Linked DNA regions of Mus musculus: region 2 is linked to region 1. Evidence: chromatin loops called from intact Hi-C (ENCODE). Cell type or tissue: heart. All regions are shown on one strand. Each heading gives the region's core, and the rest is flanking DNA. Links, peaks and the distances in the headings are about the cores only. Region 1 has its middle 44 kb from the start of Gm46023. Region 2 has its middle 14 kb from the start of Smim38.

What was found. Hi-C counts contacts between places; a loop is a spot of excess contacts. Peaks named below come from ENCODE experiments on the same cell type or tissue, not always from the same donor. Only the 100,000 strongest peaks of a DNase experiment are listed, where the experiment ranks them.
Region 2: it touches region 1 in a loop (1.9-fold over the local background); 2 of 42 quality-filtered maps call a loop at or near these places.

The regions. Positions count from the first base shown.
Region 1 is chr7:145,019,308-145,031,654 of GRCm38, reverse strand. No RefSeq gene overlaps it. Among named protein-coding and RNA genes, the nearest start is that of Gm46023, 44 kb to the left of the region's middle. In heart, for the core only: no CTCF peak of the experiment used is centred there; DNase peaks (open chromatin) are centred at 5,544, 5,964, 6,384 and 6,804; H3K27ac peaks cover 1,860 bases.
Region 2 is chr7:145,215,990-145,228,336 of GRCm38, reverse strand. It overlaps a transcript of Tpcn2 not described here. Among named protein-coding and RNA genes, the nearest start is that of Smim38, 14 kb to the right of the region's middle. In heart, for the core only: CTCF peaks have their summits at 5,763 (motif pointing left) and 7,391 (motif pointing left); DNase peaks (open chromatin) are centred at 5,916 and 6,766; H3K27ac peaks cover 5,138 bases.

The DNA of each region.
Region 1 (12,347 bases), core at 2,075-10,074:
TTCCCTACTCAAGAGCAAACATGTACTGCCCAGATTGTCGGGACTCCAGTCTCCAAGCCCCAGTCTCCCCAACCCCACCCGTGCACATGCCAATGGTAGCAAGTACCAAGCCAATGACTGACTGATGGAGTGACCAAGCAGGCTGACCAAGCGCCTGTACAGTGTCTGCAACAGTGAGTGGCTTCAGGAGCCCCTACCCTAAGCTAAGGCAAACCCACCGTCCCCAAGACATTGTCTGGGGCTCTGCAGCACAACCCACGAAAGGGCCCAGAACCTGAAGCCAATCTGAAACACAAGCAAAAAAAAAAAAAAAAAAAAAAAAAAGTAGTCGGAACCAGCAAGCACTCTTCCAGACAGAAGATCTTAAGCGCCAATCCTGACGGCCACAGGCAAGCCCACAACTATTGTCCGGAACTGCAGCCAAGATTCGGAACGACACAATTCCTCTTCGGAGGAAGAGTGCAGGGAATTTAAAAATAAAAATAAATATAAAACCCCTCTCCCCCTCCTCCTCTCCTTGGGGGGAAGGGCTCGTTGCCATTCCCAGCTGCAGAACTGCTCAGGCCCCACGCGGAGACCAGGAGGCGGCTGACGATGATTGGGCCTCGCAGCCGGCGGCTCAGCCAATCTGCTGTCTGGGAAGTGGGACCATTCATGAAAGCACTGCGAGGCGCGGGGTGCGGGCAGCGCTGGGTTGTGGTGGATTCCTGTGGTTCCGCACTTTGCCACCTGGCCTTTGGCCCTGGCCTGGTGCAGGGCGAGTCCCTCGCAGGAAAGACCCCAGTCAGAGGCTGCAGAACATGCAGGACCTTTTGAAAGTTTGCCCGGGCAGGGCCGGGCCGCAGAGCCGGCTACTTCAGGGGTTGTGACCATGAAGTCATTTTTCTCCAGATTGGAGTCATGTGTTTTCAGTTCCCTAGTAGCCATTGAGTTCCCTCTGAGTCTGGGGCCCGCCCTAGCTGCCAGTAGGAGCATAAAGCTGGGGCCCCAACCGATTCCATCTTGGATTACTGGTGCTCAGGTTTACAGAGACCTCAGGAAAAATGTTTGGGAGGGAGTGGGCTGCTGCGGGCATGGCTTGACCTGATGCTTTTTAAATGAGTTAGCTAATTAGTAAATAAAACAAAACAAGGTCACAATCAGCCGAGGCTTACCTCAAATTCACAATGTAGCTGAGGATAATCTTTAATTTCTGATCCTTCTGCCTCTACCTCCTCAATGTTGGGATTACAGATTGCAAGTGTGCACCACCATTGCCTGATTTATGTATTGCTGAGTTGGAACCTAGGACTTCATACATGCTCAGTAAGCGTGCTATCAACTGAGCTATGTCTCCAGGTCCCAAGGCTGCTTCTGAGGTCTATGTACTGTCCTCCAGCCCCCAAGACTCTGGATCTGGAACTCAGACAATATCACTGCCAATGGGGTCCAGAATGCCACAGACCACTGTTGGAAGAGGAAAGACAGAGGCCTCTCCTCCTTGTAGGGCCATGTGCAGTTTGTTGTCTTGCAGAGCCTGACTGCACGCCCTTGCTGTAAGAGAGCGAGGGATAAGCCAGGTGACAACCGGTCCTCGGACAAGGTGAATGTCCCCCTGATGAAACAGTCCAGCAGGACCCATCAGGGACCCAGAACTCATTCCATTCCTGGGTGGTGGCAAAGTTGGTAGTGACCCAGGAGCAGAGAGGCTCCTGTTCCTTGCCAGGCAGCAGGTGCGACAAAGGCAGCGGGAACTATGGTCTCCAAAGCCCCATGTCCTTCTCAAGCATGGCCACCACACTGCTCAGTGGAGCCACTGAGCACGGGGACACACAGAATTTTCTCAATGGAAAGATTTCCTCATAGCAAGTATTTCGCCAGGGCCTCTTGGGTTGTGAAGGAGGCTCCACTGCTTCCAAGTATGTTGAGCAAGCCTAAGAGCTTAACTCAAAAAAGTAACAACAGTTGGGATGTAGCTGAGTCTTAGAGTGTTTGGGTTTGATTTCCAACACCACATAAACTCAGGATGCTGGCACATACCTGCAATCCCACAGCTAGAGAGATGGAGGCAGGAGAATCAGGAGTTTAAGGCTAACCTTGGCTACCCAACAACAACCACAAAAGCCCAATGAAGTCTGTGGTTGGAGGAGGCTGGCTGCACAGCTGAGCTGAGCTTCAGGTGGCAAAGCCCCTCCCCAGATAGGGCTCCTGGTTCCTCCTTTGTGCGGTGGTGGGCAGAGAAGGGCATTCCCATGCTGCTCTGCAGCACGTATGCAAAGCTGGATGCTCACAGAGACAGGTGAGAAAACCAATGCCCCTGGTGGGCAGGACGGTAACCACATGCCCCCAGGCTGCTCTCATTGCAGATGGTGTGAACCTAGGAGTCAGAGCTGCCGAGCATAAATAAGGGAAGCAGAAAACAGAGAGGGCTTGGTGGGGAAGCCAGGATACCACTTCTCTCTTCAGTCCTGGGCTGAGGCAGCCTCCCTCTGTTCATCTTCTTCTCAAACAGAAGATGTTAGGGGTAGAAAAGCCCATGGGTTCCCAGACCAAGGCAGGCACATTGGCTTCAGCAATACAGAGAGAACCCTTAGAAATTTAGTGACACATTTTCTTGTGGCTCAGAAGCATAGATGTACCCCAAGTGACTTGTAGACTGTCCCTTATCTCCCAGGACCTGCCTGTCCTCCTCGGCTGCCAATAATGGCTCCAATGGAGTTTCAGAGTCAGTCAGCAGGCTCAAGATGATAAAGTATTCCACATCTTCAGACATGAAAATATATGTCATAGAGTTAGGACATGGTTTTTGGAATGTTTCAGTCAGTACACACAGGTCACACTGCAGTAACACCCCCCACCCCCACCCTCCACACCACCCCCACACCACAATGGCTTAAAGTACAGTTGCAAATGTTCCCCATTAAGAGCCATATAATAAATAGGTTTTCAGTCTGTCTCAAGTAAAGTGGCTTCTGAGAGTGTAGATGTGACAAGGCCATGTTCTGGTAAGACTCCATCTGTGGAGAGACAGCAAATAGATAATGTGATGATTGGTCTGGGATCAACTAAGAGACAGGTCTTGTGGGCATTTCCAGGAAGGCAAACTGAGAAGCTGCTCCTACCAGAGTGGGTACCACCTTCTGGAAACAGACCAGATCTAAAGAACTCCTGGGGGAAAATAGGCCTATCATCTGCCTGCCTTTTCCCCTTGCTTGTAAGTGCATCAACACTGTTGCCGCTGCTGCTGCTGCCACCACCGCTGCCATAGCTGCTTTCTTCCACCATCCTTCACTGCTGTCAGGACCTTAACTCTTCAGCCTTCCAGTGAGGACTAAGGACCAGCAGCTTCTGTGAACCCTCCGGGTTCTCAGACTGTGACGTTGACCTTGTGGCATGGGTTCTGTCAGATCCTCAGCCTCCTCAGCATATAGAGGTCACTGTTGAACACTCTTGCCCATGTGGTGTGAGCCAATCTAATAAAGCCCCCTTGTGATATATTTTCATGATAATTACTCCTCCAGAGAACTCTTGACTAAAACAAATGGAAAACAGGCCACCAGTCAGGCCTCAACTGGACGACCCAAAGAGGGGGCTCCCAGGGACCAAGTACTTCTGTTCAGGTCTTTGCCAACTGTCCAAACATTTCCCAACCACCTTTATAGAACTTGTCTTAATCAGGGTTTCTATTCCTGCACAAACATCATGACCAAGAGCAAGTTAGGAAGGAAAGGGTTTATTCAGCTTACACTTCCATACTGCTGTTGATCACTGAAGGAAGTCAGGACTGGAACTCAAGCAAGTCACAAAGCAGGAGCTTTGGAGGGATGTTCTTTACTGGCTTGCTTGCTTCCCCAGAACAAAGACTACCAGCCCAGAGATGGTCCCACCCACATGGGGCTTTTCCCCCTTGATCACTAATTGAGAAAATGCCTTACAGTTGGATCTCATGGAGCCATTTCCTCAACTGAAGCTCCTTTCTCTGTGATAACTCCAGCTATGTCAAGTTGACACAAAACTAGCCAGTACAGAACTGTACCCAGCTTCATCTGACTTCTTGTCTCCTCCCTGTGTCTTTGTCTCCAGAGCACATGGCTTTAAACGAGGCTTCCACTCCTTAGCACAAACACTGTAACCGCAGGAGTCGCCTTCTATTTTGATTTGCTCACACCAGGCATGTACACAGTAGGTGCTCTATATATGTTTATAAAATTGAAGTCAGGCAGCCACAAGAGAAAAGGAAGAAAGAAAATCCAGACCCCAGGTATAGTTGGCTCAGGGCTGGCATCAGAAGCATCATGCTAGTTCTGAGAGCCCTGGGCAACCTCTGTGTGTGTGTGTGTGCGCGTGCGCACATTTCCTCCAATCTCACAAGCTATTTGTGTGACAGTGGCATATGGGAAGCAGACAGCAGCACCCCCTCTGAGGTTGAGGGAGCAATTTGGGACTCTGCCACCTCTGCAGGACCCTGGGCTTTACAGAGCATGGAGGCCTTTAGCACAAGCTGTGCCCTGGGTCAGTTGGTGCATCCCAGAGACAGAATTGTAAAGTATGGACAACAGCCTATTGTTCACATTTGAAAATAATGACAAAAGAGAGCCACTGTCGGGCCTGGGTATACAGGAGGCTGAGTGTGGAGGAGGCTAAGTGTGCAGGAGGCTGAGTGTGAAGCAAACACTTGGGCTGCAGAGAAAGGAAAACCTTCACAAGTGAAAAGTGGAAATTCTAAATATGGAGCTGGGAGGGGAAGTGGGAAATCCCCCTCCACCCCAGCCCTGTGGCTCTCCACCTTACCTTACCATCTGACTTCTGGGGCCTGGGTGCTGGGGATGGAATGCATGAAGGCCTGAGGACTGGGGAATGGAGACTGCATTCTATTTTAAATTACATCAAAAAGGAATCTGAGGGCTGTGGAAATAGCTCAGTTAGTGGTGCTTACTAAGTAATCATGAAGACCTAAGCTCTGATCCCCAGGGATGGTGTGGCACACAAAATCCCAGGGCTGAGAGACAAAGAAAGAAGGATCCCTGAGGTCTGTTGGCCAACCAGCCTGGCCAATTGTGAAGCTCCTGCTTCAGTGAGTGTCCCAAGTAGGGTGGGAGGCAGTGAAGGAAGACACTGAGAATTGGCCTCTAGACCCCATGTGGATGTGTGTGGGCACACATGTGCATGCACGAATCTTATCCATGTGGATGTGTGTAGGTATAGACATGCACATGTGTGTGCATACAGGACTATTCTCTGCTATCCTCAACCATCTTTTGTTGAGCTCTGAAATGGCTACACTATACCCCTGAGCATCCAGTATCATTGGAAACTTCAAGAGACACTGGGCTGGTGACCATGGTGACCCATGAAGCCTGTCGTGGGACCATTCAAGAAGGTGCTGGATGTGTTGGCCTAATTTTGGGACCATGCCATCCAGCCACAAAAACATCCCTGAACTTTAGGGGAGGCATGGGTAACTTAAAGACTGCTGTGTAGTCTCCTTTGTTGGCTGCCCAACCCTGGAGGCCCTGTCCCTAGCCGCGCCTGCCAACAGAGGCAGAACCAGAAGTCAGGCATTTCCGATGGCTCTTCCCACCGGAGAAGGAGGCCAGGAGGCCATCGGGTGATGGGAGCCCTAGCACCAAAAGTTGGCCTCCAAAAATAGCCCTTTCATCCTGTGTTGGGGGCTGTGGGCTATACCCCTGCAGGAAAACAGACAGAGCATATGGAAGCTTCCAATGACTGCACGAGGTACCAGCTGGCCTTTGAACCTGACAATCCTGTCTCCACCATTGTGCAAATCACACACATACTCAACTCCCAGTCCACAACTGAGCTAGGCTGGGCCTCACAGGTGTATGCCCAGGAATCCTCAGAGGGAACTCTCTCTTACTCTGGGCTAGGAGAGCTGTGGCTACTGCCCTGGGAGCATGTCCCTTAGAGATGCTACTGTGTCGCTATCATGGAGGCTGTGCCTGGGTTGTGAGCAGGCATGACTCACAGGCCTGCTCAGCGGATTCAGCCTCTGGAGCAGTTTCCTGCAGATAAGCCCGATATACAAGGGAAACCTGGCCAGGAGGGTGTCCTTTTCAGAGCACTTCCTCCAAGCCCCCTCCACCCCCGCCCCCCCCCCCGGGCTCATTTGTCATTCCAAGCATAGTTTCAGCTGCACTAAGGGATTTCCTCATTAAAGTCAACTTCCTCCTAGGTTAACTACACCTCTTGGCATCTGAGACCATCCCATTTTCTGATTTATTTATTTATTTATTTAACTCCAAGTCTCATGGTGGGTGGGGCTCTACTGCCCTTTGGGTGGACCTGCCAGCACCTAGGCAGCCTGGCAGGACAGGGCCTCCTGTACAGGCTGCCTCTCTAAGGCTTTCTCCTGCAAGATGAAGTTTTGGCCTAGACTGTATTGAGGGCTGTAATGGTGGGGGGTGTGGATGTTCCATATTAGCTTGCAGTGCCCCCACCTCCCTTGGCCCTAGCCAGCCCCAGCCCTGTAGACTGGATTCCCATCTAGATCTGCCAGGCACAACTATGGGCTCCCAGGAAGTGGAGGCAAGGAGACCCCTCAAGGCAATCTTGAGTGGGGTGAAGGACAAGGGGCTTCCCTTAGGACCTAGCAAGGTTGCTTGAGATTAAAAAGTGAAGCTAGAGAGAAACAGCTCACTGGGTTGTGGAGTACTCAGTGAAAGGCCCAAGCTCTGCTCTTTGTCTCCAGGCCTTTCACATCCTGCAGCTCGGTGAATTTTAGCCAGGATAGGTGATTTCCCAGAAGAACTGCTGGTGCCGGCCTGGCAGGCTTTTTCCCAGATGGAACCAGATAAGATGAGTTGTGTTTGGAGCTGACCACTTAGTCAGGAAATGAGGTAGCACTGTGGGCTATTTTAGGGCAAGATTCCAGAAGGTCCTCTTCAGCCAAGTAGAGGCCACCATGGCCTTCCTGCTGGGAAGAGTAGACAGTCCACATTGTATAAGGTACCTGTGCCTAATGGGACTTGTGGGCCTGTCTCTAGAATGGGGGTGGGGTGAGGTACAGACTTACCAGGGGCATTCTGACAACTGGACAGAGGGGGAATGGTTGTTTAACTCAAAGCCAGCTGGATGGAGCAGGGGGCTGGTGCCATGAGATCCGAGATCAAGCAGAAGGAAGAAAGAGTATAGATGTGGGAAAATGGATGGGTGGATGGACAGACGGATGGATGGATGGATGGATGGATGGATGGATGGATGGATGGATGGACGGATGGACAGGTGGATGGATGGATGGGTGAATGGGTGGATGGATGGATGGATGAATAGATAAATGGATGGATGGACAGACAGATGGACAGGTGGATGGACAGATGTATGGATAGATGAATGGATGGGGTGGATGGATGGATGGATGGATGGATGGATGGATGAACAGACAGATAGATGGATGAATGGACAGATGGATGGATGGACAGATGGATGGATAGATGAATGAATGGGGTGGATGGATAGATGAATGGATGAGTGGATGGATGGACAGATGGATGGATGAATGGACAGATGATAGATGCTGAGAGGAAGGAAGTAGGTAGGGAAGCAAAAATGAGATTAAGAAACAAATTAAGGAGCAGGAGTCTCTCCTACAACCCCTGGGTGGCTGCACTGGTAAGGGGATCCCTGTGTGGCTTCCTTGCCCTGAGGTAGCAAGGAAGGACAGGTAGCATGAAAGGATGGGTCCACAGAGTTTCCCTCTCCCCTTCCTAGAAGGCCTCCCTTACCGTGATGGGCCAGCCTCCCAGGTCTGACTGTTCATGGCTACCATGGAGAACCACCCAAGTTCCGACGGGTCTGGCACCAGCAGTCCTGGGCCCAGCACAGTAGCTCCAGCTTTGGTGTGGTAGTTTGAGTGAGAATGTTTCTCATACATGCTGGCATTTGAACACTTGGTCCCTAGTTGGTGACACTGTTTGGGGACATTTAGGAGATATGGCCTTGCTAGAGGAAGTATGTCAATGGGGATGGGCTCTGGACTTTAAAAGCTCCTATAATTCCCAGTTCACTCTCTTTTGCTTCCTGCTGGTGGTTCAGGATGTGAGCTCTCAGCTTGCTGTTTTAGCCACCATGCCTACCACCATGCCTGCCATCCCCCCCACCATGACAAACTGTAAGTCCAAATAAACCCTTTCTTCTATAATGTGCCTTGGTCATGATGTCTTATCACAACAGAAAGAAGACTGATACTGTGAGTGTGCCAGAAGGTTCTATGTCAACTTGACACAGCTAAAGTCATCTGAGACGAGGGAGCTTCGACTGAGAAAAACGCTTCCATAAGATTGGGTTGTAGGCAAGCGTTTAAGACATTTTTGAAATTAGTGGTTTGTGGGGGAGGACCCAGAGGCTGCGTTCCAGAGATAGCCAAGGTTGTACCTTGGGCTGTGGCTAGACTTGGTAATGTATAAGAGTCACCCAGGTGGTACTGGTTTTGGAGGCATGAAGGGATCCTGAAGAGCAGTTAAGCTCAGCACTGTGAGAGGCCATGGAAGGCCATTGGTGAAGGTGTAGCCTCAGTTACAATTGATGGCTCAGGACTGAAGGGATCATGCAAAGGAGTTGAGGCTTGGCATCATGAAGAGAGCCTATGAGAGGCTATTGGTGAAGCCTAGTTATAACAGAAGACAGCAGTGTTTTGGAGATGCCAGTACCATGAGATGACCACCAAGAACAGCAGCAGCAGTGCAGTATAGGCAGGTGGAGCCTAGAAGACAAGGTGTGTGCTACAAAGTGACCCAAGCCCTTGGAAGAATCCAGAAGATCATGAGTGGATCCCAGACATTGGACTGTTGGAGTTTGATTTTGCTTTTGACTGTGACTGTACCCTGGTATTTTTCCCTCTTGAAGGAAGAAAGTATTTTAGTGGAGCCCACAGTTAAGAGACTTTTAATTGTAAAAAGACTTTGGATTTTAAAAGAGATTGGATATTTTAAAGGGATTGAAATTTTAGTAAGAATTTGCAAAGACTATGGGACTTTTAAAGTTATTTACATCTTGGGTATGAATAAGAAAGTAAGGGTTGAAGCTTAATAGTGATGTGTTTGTGTGTCAAGTTGACAAGGGGTCAATTGTACTGGTTGGTTTTGTGTGTCAACTTGACACAGGTTGAAGTTATCACAGAGAAAGGAGGTCAGTTGGGGAAGTGCCTCCATGAGATCCAGCCGTGAGGCATTTTCTCAATTAGTGATCAAGGTGGGAGGGCCCCCTTGTGAGTGGTACCATCTCTGGGCTGGTAGTCTTGGATTCTATAAGAAAGCAAGCTGAGCAAGCCAGGGGAAGCAAGCCGGTAAGTAACATCCCTCCATGACTTCTGCATCAGCTCCTGCTTCCTAACCTGCTTGAATTCCAATTCTGACGTCCTTTGGTGATGAACAGCAGTGTAGAAGTGTAAGCTGAATAAACCCTTTCCTCTCCATCTTGCTTCTTGGTCATGATGTTTGTGCAGGAATAGAAACCCTGACTAAGACACATATATACACACACATGCGTGTGCACACACACATACATACATGCATATACACGCAGCAAACGAATGAAACCAAAGAAAGACAAGTGTTGTAGCTCCCTGACTGCCAGGGCCTTGGCGTCTGCATTTTACAACACTACTCTCCTGCAGCAACTTTTCCAGCAGGGAGTCTGGGACGCACCAGCTTCATTTAATGGTTCTCAGCAGCAGAGTCTGGCTCTAAGCAGGTGCACCAGCTTCATTTAATGGTTCTCAGCAGCAGAGTCTGGCTCTAAGCAGGTCTGGACTGAGCACGTGATCAAACAGTGGTGGGAACCCCATTCAGGCAAGCAGGCCCCTGGGTTAGAAATGTCACCAGGATCCTTTGACACCAGGAAACAGGTGTCCCAGGTCTCAGACCCAGTACCGCACCACACCCTGCATCTCCCGAGTTCCAGTGTGACTCCGGAGGAACAGTGTGACCTGAGTGAGTAGAGAGCAGTAGTGCTTGCCTGACACATCTGAAGGCCCAGGGTCAATTCCCAGCACCACATGATACAGATGTGTCCCAGAATTCAGGAAGTGGAGGCAGGAGATCTGAAGTTCAAGGTCATCTTCCTTCTATTACACAGCAAAGTAAAGGTCAGACTGGGCTACATGAAACCTGTCAGGAGGAGGAAGAGGAGGAGAATCAAAGAAAAAAAAAAACCAAAAACCAAAAAACAGAGAGAGGGAGGGAGAGAAGGAGGCAGGGAGGAGGCTGGAGAGCTGGTTCTGAGTTAGAACACTGGCTGTTCTTCCAGGGAACCTGGGTTTGAGTCCTCACCCCCAGGTAACCCTCTTCTGACCTCTTGGGACCCACACATAGAGCACAGACTTACATTCAGGCAAAACACCCACACACATTAAATTCGTAAATAATTTTTTCAAGGGAGGGGAAAAAGAGATGAAGACAGAGAGGAGAGGAGGGGAGGAGAGGGGAAGGGAGGGGAGGGAAGAGGAGGGGAAGATGCTTGGTAACTTAGGGAATGACACAGTCCTGCTGGCCTCAACTGTCAGGACCTCTCTGCTTCAGGTGTGGCCCTCACTCCAGCAAGGCCTCCTGGGAATCCCATGTAAGAGGCTGAAAGCCAGTGATCCCATCGCTGGGTCTCAGCATGCGCATCTGTTCCACTAGGACAAGGTATCAGCAAGAATCCCAAGCTCTCTCCTCAGCCAAAAACCTGGGTTCTGCCAACATGAGCATCAGTAATGATCTCTGGTTGGCTGTCCAGGTCCAGGAGGGCATTAGGATCCCTGTGACCAAGGCTCCCTCATCTTCTTCCAGGGTCTCCTGATTCTTCTCACCCCATTTGGGTTATCAGTCTTAGTCTGAAGGCAAGATGGCTCAGTTCCCTGTGCCTCAGGTTGACACAGTGACATACCAGGCAAAGTCTTCATCTGCACAGGGCAGCACAGAGCTAAGGAACACTATGACATTGTCTTCTCCTTGTCTCTTTCTTCCTTCCTTTCTTTCTCTCTTTCTTTCTTTCTTTCTTTCTTTCTTTCTTTCTTTCTTTCTTTCTTTCTTTCTTTCTTTCTTTCTTTCTTTTTTTCAGGACAGGGTTTCTCTGTATAGCTGTTAAATGACCTGTTGAGTGGGTGGCTGGCCATTGGTCACAGTCCCCAAACATAGTAAACACTCAGAAAAGAACAATTTCTCATTAGAACCAGGAAGTGCCTCTAGCCAACTGCAGTGTATTTCCTGTCTCTTCTCAGGAGGCAAGGGCTGGAATGGAGAGATGGCTCAGAGGATAAAGCGCTTGCTGTGAATGTGTGAGGATCTGAGTCCATACTGTGCCTGTAACCCCATTGTGTGCCTGTAACCCCAGCATGTGCCCATAATCCCAGCATTGATGGGGTGGATAAAGCAAGTTCCCTGGGTTTACTGAAAAGTCAATCTTGCCAAATCCATGGCAAAAACCCCAGTTCAGTGGAGAACAACTGAGGAGGACACTCAGCCTTGACCTCTATCTTCCACACTTCAGCCCACCGAAGATTTACATGTCACAGAGCAGTCTGCATGGCTCTACCCCTCTGCTTGACACTTGCTCAAGCTACTTTCTGAAAACCAAAACCCTAAACTGGGTGTGGTTCATCATGCCTGTCGTCTCAACACTAGGGAGGCTGAGGTCAGAGGATAACCATCAATTTGAGGCCAACCTGGACTAGTAAGTGAGTTCAAGGTCAGTCTGGGCTACAGAAAGAGACTGTCTCAAACGGGGAAAAAAAAAAAAACCAAAAGAGTATGATGCCAGCACTCAGGAGACTGAGGCAGGACGATTCCCATGAGTTTAAAGACCAGCCCTGGCTACACAGTGAGAACAACCTATGGGGGGAGGCGGGAGGAGGGAAGAAGAAGAAGAGGAAGAGGAGGAAGAAGACAAAGAAGAGGAAGAAGAAGAATAGAGGAACAAAGAAGGAGGAGGAGGAGGAGAAGTTGTAGTAGAGACAACAGCAACAGGTGAGGAGACTTGAGCTGTTGCCCTATGAGATGGACAAGCATCTCAGGACCCGACTCAGACCTTCTCCCCTGACCCCAGCACCAGCTGAGTGGCCATGGAAGTCTGGAGCCTCCAGGTTACTTGGAGGAGTGTAGCCTCTTGCCTCTTGCAGGATTTCTCTGGAAGCTAACCTGGAGATCCCAGCAGTTTTCCAAATCATCCTTTCTTCTCTGCAGATCGATTTTCTGAGGACAGACCTAGGCTGGGTCAAGGGTTCTAGGAAAGGGACTGCCTCCCTCCCCACCTCCCATCCACTATCCTAGTGGCACATTCTGCAGAGAAACCATCTCCATCCAGTAACTGGATTGTTTAGGAGAGCATCTACCTCAGTTGCCATGGCAGCAGCATCTGAAGCCAGCTCCAGT
Region 2 (12,347 bases), core at 2,751-10,750, 200 kb before region 1:
CACCACGTCTGCCTGCATACTGCCATGCTCGCTGCCATGCTGATAATGGACTAAACCTCCGAACGGTAAGCCAGCCCCACTTAAATGCTTTCTTTTATAAGAGTTGCCATGGTCATGCTGTCTCTCCACAGCAATAAGGTATTAACTAAGACGCCTTTAATCCCACTACTGGGAAGACAGAAGCACGCTGATCTCTGAGAGTTGCAAGTTAGCCTGGGCTGCATGGTGAGACCCTGTCTAAAGGTAGAGATGTGCTAGGGAAAGAGCCCACTGCATGAAGACATCAGCCACTTAAGCCCAAAGGTGAGCCCAGTCCCTGCACTCACAGGTAAAGCAGATTCAGTGGTTCCCATTCATCATTTCAGAAGTCCGGCAGCAAATGAGAGGTAGAAGCAGCAGAGGTGTGCTGGCCTGCTGCCATGGTGTGTGTAGCACAGCAGTGGACACTAGAAGCCAACCTCAGCAAGGGGGAAGGCAAGAATTGTCCTCTGATCTCCACATGCGTGGTGTGTCGTGTGCATGCCCACACTTACAAATCATGCACATGTACTTCATACATTTATTTAAAATTAAGGTGGAGGGGGCTGGCGAGATGGCTCATCAGGTAAGGGCACTGACTGCTCTTCTGAAGATCCTGAGTTCAATTCCCAGCAACCACATGGTGGCTCACAACCATCTGTAATGGGATCTGACACCTTCTTCTGGTGTGTCTGAAGGCAGCTACAGTGTACTTATTTATAATAATAAATAAATCTTTGGGACTGAGCGAGCAGGGTTGACTGGAGAGAGCAGAGGTCCTAAATTCAATTCCCAACAACCACATGAAGGCTCACAACCATCTGTACAGCTACAGTGTACTCATATCTATAAAATAAATAAATAAATCTTGAAAATTAAGGTTGAAAATGATTGATGATATTTACCTCTGGCTTTCATATTCACACACACACACATACACACACACATACTCACATAGACATGCATACATGTCTATGCATGAGTGTGTCACATAGACACACACACATTCATACACACACTCGTACACACTCACATAGACATGCACACACACACATATAGATGATGCACACATTCACTCACACATACTCACATAGACACATGCACACATTCAAACACACATGACACATGCACACACTCACACCTCAGACTCACGGCTCAGTTCATTTTGGCTAATATATTCAGCCAAGTCTCTTGTCTACAGATCTGGAAGACTCGGGTGTCTCCCAGTTCCCCTTGGGTAGCAGAGAGATGAGTGAAGCACACCTATATTGCACTTCTAAGGGCCTAAAAGTGCTAACCTAAATGTCCTGGGTCAGACAACCTTGAGGTACTTCTGAGGGTAGAGCGCTGGGTCAAATTTGGAGAACACTGGCCTGGGAGGCCTGGGAGTCTCTCCGAGAAGGTCACACCCAGGATCTTTGCCCAGTGTGGAAACCTCGGCAGCTCTAGTTACTGGCTAAGAAGTTATTATTATCTAATTACTGGATAAAGAAGCCAATGATCTCAGCAACTCGTACAAGGTCAAAGGACCTAGCCGAGGAGGTAAGAGTTGAGCCTACAGGGAAGGGCCTGAGCCCTAAGACCTAGCTATGGACTTTGAACGCCATGGAGCCTGCCTGCTCACTTCTTGAGCCCTTCCCCAGCTCTGGGTACTGGAAGTCATACTGGGGACCATTTTCTTTCTTTTTTTTTTTTTAAAGATTGATTGATTGATTGATTGATTGATTGATTGATTTATTTATTTATTTATTTATTTATTATATGTAAGTACACTGTAGCTGTCTTCAGATGCACCAGAAGAGGGCATCAGATCTCATTACAGATGGTTGTGAGCCACCATGTGGTTGCTGGGATTTGAACTTCGGACCTTCGGAAGAGCAGTCGGGTGCTCTTACCCACTGAGCCATCTCACCAGCCCCCTGGGGACCATTTTCTACTCTGTGGTTCCTGTTCTGGGATCAGAACTGTGGCAATTAGAAGAATCTGCACCTTATATCCCCCAATATTCTAGGGTGTGGCCCTAGCCCAAGGCAAGGCTAGTGGGTGATTGACAGCCCCTCTGGAAGGATCTGGACTTTACTCTGAGCCTTGCATGTTCCCAGGAGAAGGTATGGAGTTGGCTGTACGTGACCCATCACAGCACCTTGTCTGTGAAAATCTGATGGTGAGTCTTCAGCATTCTAAGCCTTGGTTACCTCATCCATATGTTGGGGTTGATTTCCAGCATCTGGGACATTCCACCTTCAGAGTACTCTGTAGCTGTGGGGCCATGGAGGATGCCAGACTCAGTGTCTCCTCAGCACGGTTTTTGGAGGGGCAACAAGGCAATCAGGCCTTGACAATCCCTGTCATTTCCCATAGCCTGCCAACTGCTGCAGTTGACAGGGCTGAGTCAAAACAGGTCTGGAGCACAGGTCATGCCTGCCTGGTGGCCAGGAGGGCAGCTCAGAGTCCATTCTAAGTGCCCAAGCCCCTCCACTGCAGAAGGCTCAGGCCAGCTGGCCACGTGCTTCTGCCCACGAGGTCCCTGGCATGCGAAGTAGGAGGATGGGACGAGGAGCCCTAGTCAGTGTGGCCAGGTCCTCTGGGAGGCTGCCTTGACATCTTGGAGCTCTGCCTGTTGCAGAGACCTGGGCCCGAACTGGGTGTTGTGCTCCTATTTATTTGGAGGTGGCTGGAGATACTGGGCAGGGTCCCTTCTGACGTTAGCTCTTTGACCAGTCCAGAAAGGACTGTCCCCAGACCTTTCCCAGTAGCTGTTGTAAGAGAGCCCCATGGTTGATGTCTTTGATAGATATGCACATATTGTTCCACATGCCTGAGACTGGAGGATAAGGACAGAAGTCCCAGCCCAGCTCCTCCCGTGCTCTCCTTGGCTCACAGATAGCAACTCTTCCTGCACTCACCTCTGTGCATTTGTATTTTTATGAAAGATACATCCGATCAAACTAAGGATCTACTCTAACCTTTATTTCTGAGGCAGGGTCTCACTGTATAGCCCAGGCTGGCCTCAAACTCATGACCACCCCTCTCACCTCTGCCTCCTAAGCACTGGGATGACATTCACTACCCTTGGCTCAAAAATTAAATTTAATTCTCACCACATGCCATCATTTTCGGGGGCACTAGGGATGGGGGGGGGCGGTCAGGACTTAAGCGTAAGCATTTTGAAGGATACCACCAGCTGGGGACACGTCCCTGGGAAGAAGGTAGGTAAGGCAGAAAGATAGACTCGGTGTGTTAAACACTGGTGGAGGTCTTCCGGATCATGGCCTTGGCTAGCTGAGCTGAGCTGTTGAGACCTCCTGGGGAATGGGTCCCACAGTGGGGACTTGGCAGCCTGAAGGGAACAGCAGGGACGGGGGTCTCAGACTACATGTCCTTTTTATTCTTCCCTGACTCACTGGTCTCTTCAACAGAAGTAGACAAGTGCTCACTCACAGGCCAGCAGTACACGGTGGCCTGGCTGGGCCTTTAGAGGCAAGCATTCTTCCTGCCCTTCAAGCACATGTGGACTCTGGATGATGGACAGATGGCTTGTTGTTCTTTGCCTCAGCATCCACATCTGTCAAATGAGAGACACTGAGGGAGCTCTTAGGGCTGCGGCTGAGGCTCGCCCTAAGGGGGCTGACCCTGTGTGGCTATGCTTGGGCATCTCTGTCTCCGTTACTTACACTCATCTCTGGATCCTTGGAATACTCTGGGCAGGCAGAAGTCCTGTTATTTCAGTTACCGAGCTGTTGGGAAACTGTGGCCTGGACAGATGAGGCCACAGGCTCAAGGTTGTGGGGCCAACCCTGGGTCAGTCAGGCACAGGTGAATACCTGGTTCCCGCTAAGGAGCCGATGGATACCCCTCATGTGTCCGTTTTTGCCCTCTGCCCATTTTGGGTCCAGTTAGCTTCCCAAGGAGTGGCCAACCCACCCATGGAGCAGTGACCCCCCCCCCCCCAAAGCGAGAGATCCATCCTTCCTCCTCATGCAGCCAACAGGTCCTCCTCCATTGGAGGGGACCAAGATGCACAGGACACTTGGTAGCATCCACAGAGTGATACACAATGTGGACCAGAGGCTGCAAGGTTAAAGGCAGATGAGGCAGAAGGCTTCTTAGAGGAAGCACTTTGAGAGATCAGAGGTTCATTGTTCTGATGAGGGAACAGCAGGAGTGACCCTGGGGAGAGCAAGACCACCTGTCTGCTCTCTCAGAGCCCCACAGAGGTCAACATATCCTCTGTTCACCCACCGCAGAGTGGCACACTTGGTGGGTGGAAGTGGTTGTGTGGTCCAGGCTCTGGATGCCCAAGCTCTTCACTGAAGTTTGTGCCATGGTTGTTCTCAGAGGCCCATTTAGTAAAGGCTCCATCTTCAGAGAGGTGCTACAAGGATGGGTGGAGCCTCTGAGAGGCAGCATCTAGGGCAGGCTTCAAGATGTGCCCTTGAAGGGTACTGTGCAGGCTTCTTGTTTTTTTCTTTAGGTGGATAAGGTGCTCTCTTCCTTCCTTCCTTCCTTCCTTCCTTCCTTCCTTCCTTCCTTCCTTCCTTCCTTCCTTCCTTCCTTCCTCCCTCCCTCCCTCCCTCCCTCCCTCCCTTGCTTGCCTCCCTCCCTCCCTCCCTCCCTCCCTCCCTCCCTCCCTCCCTTCCTTCCTTGCCTCCCTCCTTCCCTCCCTCCCTCCCTTCCTTGCCTGCCTCCCTTCCTTCCTTGCCTCCCTCCCTCCCTCCACCTCTTTCTTTCTGGATCTGGGGCTGGCCTGGAATTTGCTTTGTAGGCCAGGCTAGTCACAGTCTGATGCCTTCCTGTCTCTGCTTTCTAAGCGCTAATATGACAGGTGTGCACACTGTTCCTGGCTTATTTAATTTAATTTAGTTTTGGGAGCTAGGGCTTTACTATGCAAACCAAGCCCACTTAGAATTCATGATGATCCCCCTGCCTCTGCTTCCTCAGTGCTTGGAATAGGTGTGTGGTGCTAGGGATGGAACTCAAGTCCTTGTGCATGCTGGGAAAAATCCCTCTATCAACTGAGCCAGCTCTCATGGAGATCATTAAATAATAACAGTCCTTGATGCCTCCCCATCCCCATCTACAGACGAGGAGACTGAGGCTTAGAGAGGTGAAGGGCTTACCCAGTGAGTCCTGTTGGGGCTCAGACCCCTGCTTTGTGGGTGTAGAGAGGTAGCCCTGTGTCCTCTGCCTAGCATCCCCCAGTAGAAGAACATCTTTAGCCCTCTCCTTCTCTCCACAGTTCAGTGGGTTAGGCCAAGGCCCTGCAACTAGATCCCATGGTCATTCTGTGGGGCCTGAGGTGTATCACCTGGCTCCCATATGTGCCTGAGGTTGCTGGCTAGTTCAGCAGGGGTGAAGGTTGGAGAATGAGCTCTCAGGGCTAGCTGACCTCTACATGCTGCATACATGTCCACACTGTAGCCCGGCTTCTGTCCCATGAATCAATGTATAGGAACTCCTGCCAGGGCCCAGCACACAGTAGGAGTTTTGGGTATCATTTCGCATACTGGAGACAGGAGGTGTCCTGAGAAATAGAACCCAGCACCCGGTCTTCCTGGGTTGCTGGAGCCCCATTTAATTCTGCAAAGGTCAGTTTACTCAAGGGGTGGCAGTGCCTGGGGTGGTGCTTGGCTCTGAGAGCACTGTGTGAGGAGTCCAGAGAGAGCACTGGGCAAGGAGTTGGAAGCCTCATCTGCAAGTCCCCAGCTAACCTAGGCCACACTGCCCTCTCCTGGCCCATGTGCTCCTCACCCCTGATGTGGCCCAGGTAGACTGCTGGCCATGGGACAGGACCCAGACACTGCCTGCTGTTTACCAGGATTCTGCTTGGAGGGTTCCACCTCCTGCCTGCAGCCCTGCTGCGGGCCTCCTCCCCACTGTGTCTGACTCACAACTTTGCTATGTATGCAGAGAACATTCCTGAGCCCCCGCCCTGCAGCAGGGCTCTCTGTGGGGGCAGACTGCAGGGCTGTTCACTGTCCCTGGAGAAAGACTTTTGCTTCCCTAGAAGTGTCCCTCATTCTGCCCTTGGGCCTCTTGGTGGTGGCCACAGCCTGTTCCTGTCTGGGACCTCAGCAAGTGTGTGAGTGTGTGTGTGTGTGTGTGTGTGTGTGTGTGTGTGTGTGTGTGTGTCTGGGGATTTCCTAGGACTAATCACTAGTCATCTTACCACAGAGGATAATGAGTCAGAGCAAGCCAGTACACCTGGGTCATCTATGTTCATAGACCTTAGACAAGTGGGGTTGGCTTTGTGTAAGTGACAGGGGACATGTGGTTGCAGCAATAGCAGCTGCAGGGCCCATGCACCAGTGACAATCATCTACCCAGTAATGTCCACACAGCCTGGCCTTCATAGAAGCTCCTCTTGGTAGATGAAGTTCAGCTGTGTGGCAGAGCCAAGTTCTGTACTACAGGGACCACTGGGTCTTCCCTGTCTGTCAGCAAGGAACCCTCAAGGTTCCCTAAAATCCTCAAGGCCACCCCCAATCAATCCTCTATACTCAGCCCAGGTCTCTGTTTGTGATATTCTGCTGTCCTTCCCTCAGCTGTGGGAGTGTCTGGTACCCAGGCCCTCTGAGTGCACAGGGCTAAGTACTCACCCGCTGTCAGTGACAGACACTGCTTGATGCCTGGGATGCTTAGGATCCTCTGCCGGGACCTGGAGCCTACCCCTGCCCCCACTTCCTTGCAGGAAGGCTCAACAGCCCTGCTGCCTTTGCCTTGCCTTTTCCTCCAGGATTCTGGTCCTGGCCTCACCCCTCTTTCCTGGAAGAAGAGACTCATTGTTTTTGGATTTGCCATGGATCCTAGGAGCCAAGATACATCTGGAAACATCAGGGAGGAACACAGAGTACTGGAGTGAAGGGTATCCTCTGTGGGGCCTTATCTTATGCAGAGGAAGGGAGGTGTTGATGCTGTTGTATTGGGGCAGGTTATCTCATCTCTCTGGTCAGGGTTGGGGGGGTGGTCCATGCCATCTACAGTTTTTGGGGGGGGTCAGTCAGCACATCTGGCAGACACTGAACCTGGGTCAGTGCCCTGTGAGAGCCTTGCTGTGACTCAATGTGATCATCTTAGTGTGGTGACTCTTGCAGGAATTCTGGGAAGGGACAAACCAGTGTAGGTAACAGAAGGCACTGGACTGGCTCTAGCAGCCTAGGCCTTTAGGTTGCCTGCACCCTCCAAGAGGGCCTTCATTGCTCTTGAGCAGATCTATCCCATAGAAACATCATATAGACACCGGGGGCTGAAGAGTGGCTCAGCGGTGGTTAAGAGACTGTATTGCACGGCCACTCTTGCACAGGACCAGAGTTCAGTTCCCTGCATATCTGGTGGCTCACAGCGGAACTCCAACTCCAGTAGATCTACTGCCCTCTTCTGGCCTCTGCAAACACCTGCACTCATGTGCACAACTTCACACAGACACATGTAGATAATTTAAAGGAAAAAAAAAGTCAAGTGTTGGAGGCCCAAGCCTTTAATCCCAGCATCCATTGGGTAGAGTCACATAGATCTCTGTGAGTTAGAGGCCAGCCTGATCTGCATAAGGAGATGTCAGCCCAGGGATACATAGAGACCCTGCCTGTCTCAAAACAAAACTAATTAACAACCAACTAACTAATTAAAAAGAAATCTTAAAGGTAAACTACTTAAGAGGATGCTGAAGTTTTGAGTTGGCCCCTTAAAGAGGCCAGAGGAAGGAGGTAAAGTGGACATTAACTATGTCTGCATGTGACTGACACTCAGACCCTGAATTGTGCATTCCAATTCATCACCATCAGATTGTCATAAAAAGACTCTGCCTGTTGAACTCTGCATATTGATCATGGTGCTGAAGTTGTATTTAACAGCTTCAGGACAGGCAGTTGTGGCACACTCCTTTAATTCTAGCACTTGGGAGGCAGAGGCAGGGGAATCTCTGGGTTCAAGGCCAACCTGGTCTACAGAGTGAGTTCCAAGACAGCCAGGGCTACACAGAGAAACCCTGTCTTGAAAAACAACCAAACCAACCAAACCAAACCAAACCAAACCAAACCAAACCAAACCAAACCAAACCAAACCAAACCAAACCAAACAAACAAAACCCAACAAACTTGGGTCTTCTAGAATTGCAATCTGTACCCTTAACCAATGAATTCACTCTCTAGCCATCATCACCACCACCATCATCATTTGTATGTAGCTCAGGCTAGCCTCGAACCTGACATGAGCTGAGGATGACCTTGAACTTCAGATCCTCCTGCCTCCACTCAACCCAGTACTGGAATCCCAGGCATGGGTCACCACACCTGTTTTGGGGGGACATGGGGGATCAGACTGTGCGTGTCCTAACCACTATACCTATTGGGCCACTCCTCCAGCTCTGCATCTGGTCTTGAAGTGACTTCTTTGCTGTGAGGCTGAGGGAGGTAACAAGGGGTGCGTGGGAGAACCACACTGAACTGCCCTTTGTGAGGCCCTGGAGAGGAGCAGGGGAGGAGACACAGAGAGGTCTGTGTAGTTTCTTAGAGGCGAAGCAGGAAGCCTGCCCTGGTCATTGGGATGTTGGGACGAGCTCACTCTGGGTCTTAGCCTGTGGGCCTGGCATTTGCTGGGTGCCAGCTGCCTGTGGTCCTGGGGTTGGCACAACAAGTCTGGCCGCCAGCAGCAAGGTGGGTGGGGCGTGCTGAGGGGCAGCATCCATCGCTCCAACAGTCCTGTGGTCCTGCCAAGTGGTGGTGGAACCAGGCCCACGTGTCAAGGTGCCTGGTAACTGGATGGCTATGTGAAAAATGCCAGGGGTGTCCACAGCCAAACCTTCATATTGGGATTCTGGAATCAGGCGGATGGTGGCTGGAGCCAGTCTGTTTGTGCAGGGCGGCCTGTGGGAAGGTGCCCAGAGACGGGACAGATTACAGCCAAGGGTATTACCCGCTGGGCTCAGGGTTAAGGGAGAAGAAAATAATCACAGACAACAGAAAGCACAGCTGCCAGCCCTCCTGGGTCTGAGACGGTGGCTCTGGGCACAGAGGGTAGGGTCAGTACCTTCTGGGTGCCTGGAGATGATGCCAGGCACACACTCGGTGGCATTTCTAGTGCACACAGCACCTGGGATCATTTAGGGGGACATGATAGTGTTTTCTTTTTTCTTTTTTCTTTTTTTAAATCAGAAGATCTTAAAATATGTAGCTAGGTTGGAGAGTGCTTGTGCCTCATGCACAAAACCCTGGGGTTCTGTCCCCAGACTGCATGGGCTGGGCATGAGGGTGCATATCTGCCACTCTAGCACTGGGAAAGTGGAGGCAGGAGGATCAGAAGATTACAATCATGTCTCAAAAGTGTGGTGCCCTGAGGCTGCACCCATCCGTGGGGGTGTTGATAGGGTGAGGGACGTTTTCTTCAATGGTTTGGCTTCTGGCAAGGCGGTCCAGGCTTTTTCAAACAACCCCATTTGTGCTCCCATAAGCAACCTTAACGGGCTCTTTGGGTCATACACACAGAGACAAAAGTAGAAAGGAACTAGTTATGAACACACACACACACACACACACACACACACACACGAGAATATGAAAACGTCACAAAGAGGGCCATCGTGTATCATTACTGTATACTAATACAAGGCTGCTAGTCTGCAGACCCATTCACACATTTACACAGGATTCAGTGATGTCCCTGTAAAATTCACACCCACTCCCAAACTCCATATACTTGGAAAAAATGACCTGGTTGATGTAATTAGTCACAGAGAGGACACCATGCAGTAGGGTGGGCCATGATCCAATGGCTCTGTCCCTTAGAAGAATGCCACAGTCAGAAACACGAAACTGTGGGGAAAAAAACCCTTGATGTCATAGTGATGTGACCAAGAAATCCTAGAGCTCTCAGACCCTGGAGCAGGCAGGAAGGGCAGTCTCCAGAGCCTTCTGAGAGAACGGCCCAGTTCACACCTTGAGGTTGGACTTCTGGCCCACAAGGTTCAAGACACTTGGGTTGAGGTGCTGTCCTGTGGTGTCAGCCAAAGTGGACAGATAGCTTGACACTTGTCTAAGATGGCTGTGGTGCTCAACATTTATTATTGTTTGTTTGTTTTTGACTGGGTTGTGGATGTCCTGAAACTTGCTATGTATAGGCCAGGCTGGCCTCTAATTCAGAGATATGTATGCCTCTTCCTTATGTGTATGGGATTAAAAACATGTTTCTCAGGACGGTCTGTCTAGGAGGTGGGTGAAACTTACCTCACCCTGTTGTCAGCCCCGTGCCAGGCAGTGACATGAAGGGGTTCTGTCCTCAGTCAAAGGACCTCAGCGGTATGCATGTGTTGAGAGGGTGTGGGCGAGAGGTAAGCCTGAGTCAGAGCCTCAGTTCTGATGGGAGCTCTATAGAAGAAGCTCTTGTCTATATTCTCAGCACTTGGTCATTGATGTAGGAGGGTTGTCATGGGCTACAGAGTGAGCTTGGGCTAGCCTGGGCTTCAGAGCAAGACCCAGTGTAAGCAAACAAAAAACCAAAACAAATATTCTCGGTTTTTGCTCCTGCTCTACTGTCTCCTGGCCAAGTGATCTAGAGGAGTCACACCTTTGTCAGCCTCTTCCATATCTGTTAGATATGTCAACTCTGGTTTCTGCTTTAGAGACTGCCATGAGGATCTGGGGGAGAAATGCCCCTTGTTCCTGTGTCCCTTAGAATGTAGCTCCGAGCAGGGCTTTGGGGAGGGAATGGTCAGGGACTTAGAGTTCCTTGTCTCTGCCTGTCACCCATTATCTCTGTCTCCATATAGCTATCTCCATCAGCCCTTGCTGACTGTAGCATCATAGCACCAGCCCCAGAGAGGGGGCAGGGACATTGTAAAAGAAAACAAAAAACAACCCCCCTGGCTGTTCGTGTCTTCTGTAGTTTTCTATTGATGTCTCAAAAGAGCTGAGCCCTCCCTGCACCAGTGTGGTGGGTCTGAGTGGCTGTCACCCTCCAGGACTCCTTCATTTGAAGGTCCACCTCTTTTGGTTTTTGTCCTCAGGGTCTGCTCAGCACTTCAGTCGTCCTAAGCAGACTGCCAGGGGGGCTGTTCCTACTCTGACACCCAGAGGTCTTTCCCTGCAGGTCTGTCTGTCTTTGTTGCTTCTGACAGGCCACTGTGGGGAGCCAGCAACCATCAGGGCTCGGGGCTGTCCCGTGTAGATGTGTGTGGCTGGAAAGGTTCCCAAGCAGGGACATTTCTATGGGTCACAGGGTCTCTGCATAGATCACTTGTCTTGCCATCCTAGGGCCACACAGGTGGGGGCTGCCACATGTTTCCAGGAACACATGCAACCCTGCTGAGGAAGGCACCCAGGCATTTCTCCTAGAGCTTCCTGTGTGTCGTCCACACACAGCCACCAGCAAAGGGTGGGTACAGACATGATGGTGACCCTCCATTCAGGAGGAGGAAACTAAGGCCCAACAGCAGGGAGGTTAGTGGGTGGGTGGGGTAGTGGGTGGGTGGAGTTGCTGGGGAAGGGAGCTGCTTTCCTCCCTGCTGGAGCCCCACATTTCTGCCTCTAGATGGGGCCTGTGGTCCCTAGGACAGTCCACATTTCCAGAAAGCTCTGAGCTCTTGTTTTTCTGTATGGCAGATCTGTCAGGCAGAATCAGTGTGGAGTATGAGGGCTCTTCAGCAGGAGTGGAGGTACTCCATGACCCCCTAAGTGTCATCTGCAGTCCTTCTTGCAAGTACTTGGGCTTCTCCAGTGGGGGAGCAGCACCCCTCTTTGGGGCCCCTGCAGACCCCAGGCCTCTCTCTCTGGCTTTCCCTGCTTCGAGTTCCCCACAGAGAACTGTGGAGCCCCAGCCTGTTCCTCACCAGTGGGCCTGGAGGGATCCCTAGGAGAGGCGTTTGACTTTGTGGGCAGGTTTAGGTTTTCTTGGTGACCATAGCCTAGAGGAGTCTGGGAACATTCTGAGGACAGGTCAGTAAGAGCTCTGGCCTTTCCGTCCCTCTCTGTGAGCAAAGTCCCCAATTTTTCTTTTTGTCCTAAACACAGGCGAAAGGGGAAGTGTCCCTGGAGACAACCTTAGGAGCTTGGGAGGAGATACAGAAATAGTCCAGGCTGGACATCTTGACACCTCAGACTTGCTAGGTGACACTGGGTGACAGGATTTTCTGGGCCTCAACTTCCTCTTCCATAGCAGCAAGGGCAAGACTGGCCAGGGACATGACCTTGAGGCTACAGCTCACCACTTAGCCCAAGTTCAAAGACTGGACAGGGCTCTTTCTGACCCCTATCCTCAAGTCAGTGCAAGGGTGTGGCTTTGGGGTATAGAAATTCCAAGCAATAGTTATCATAAAGGAAAGGTGACATTTAGGATTTGTT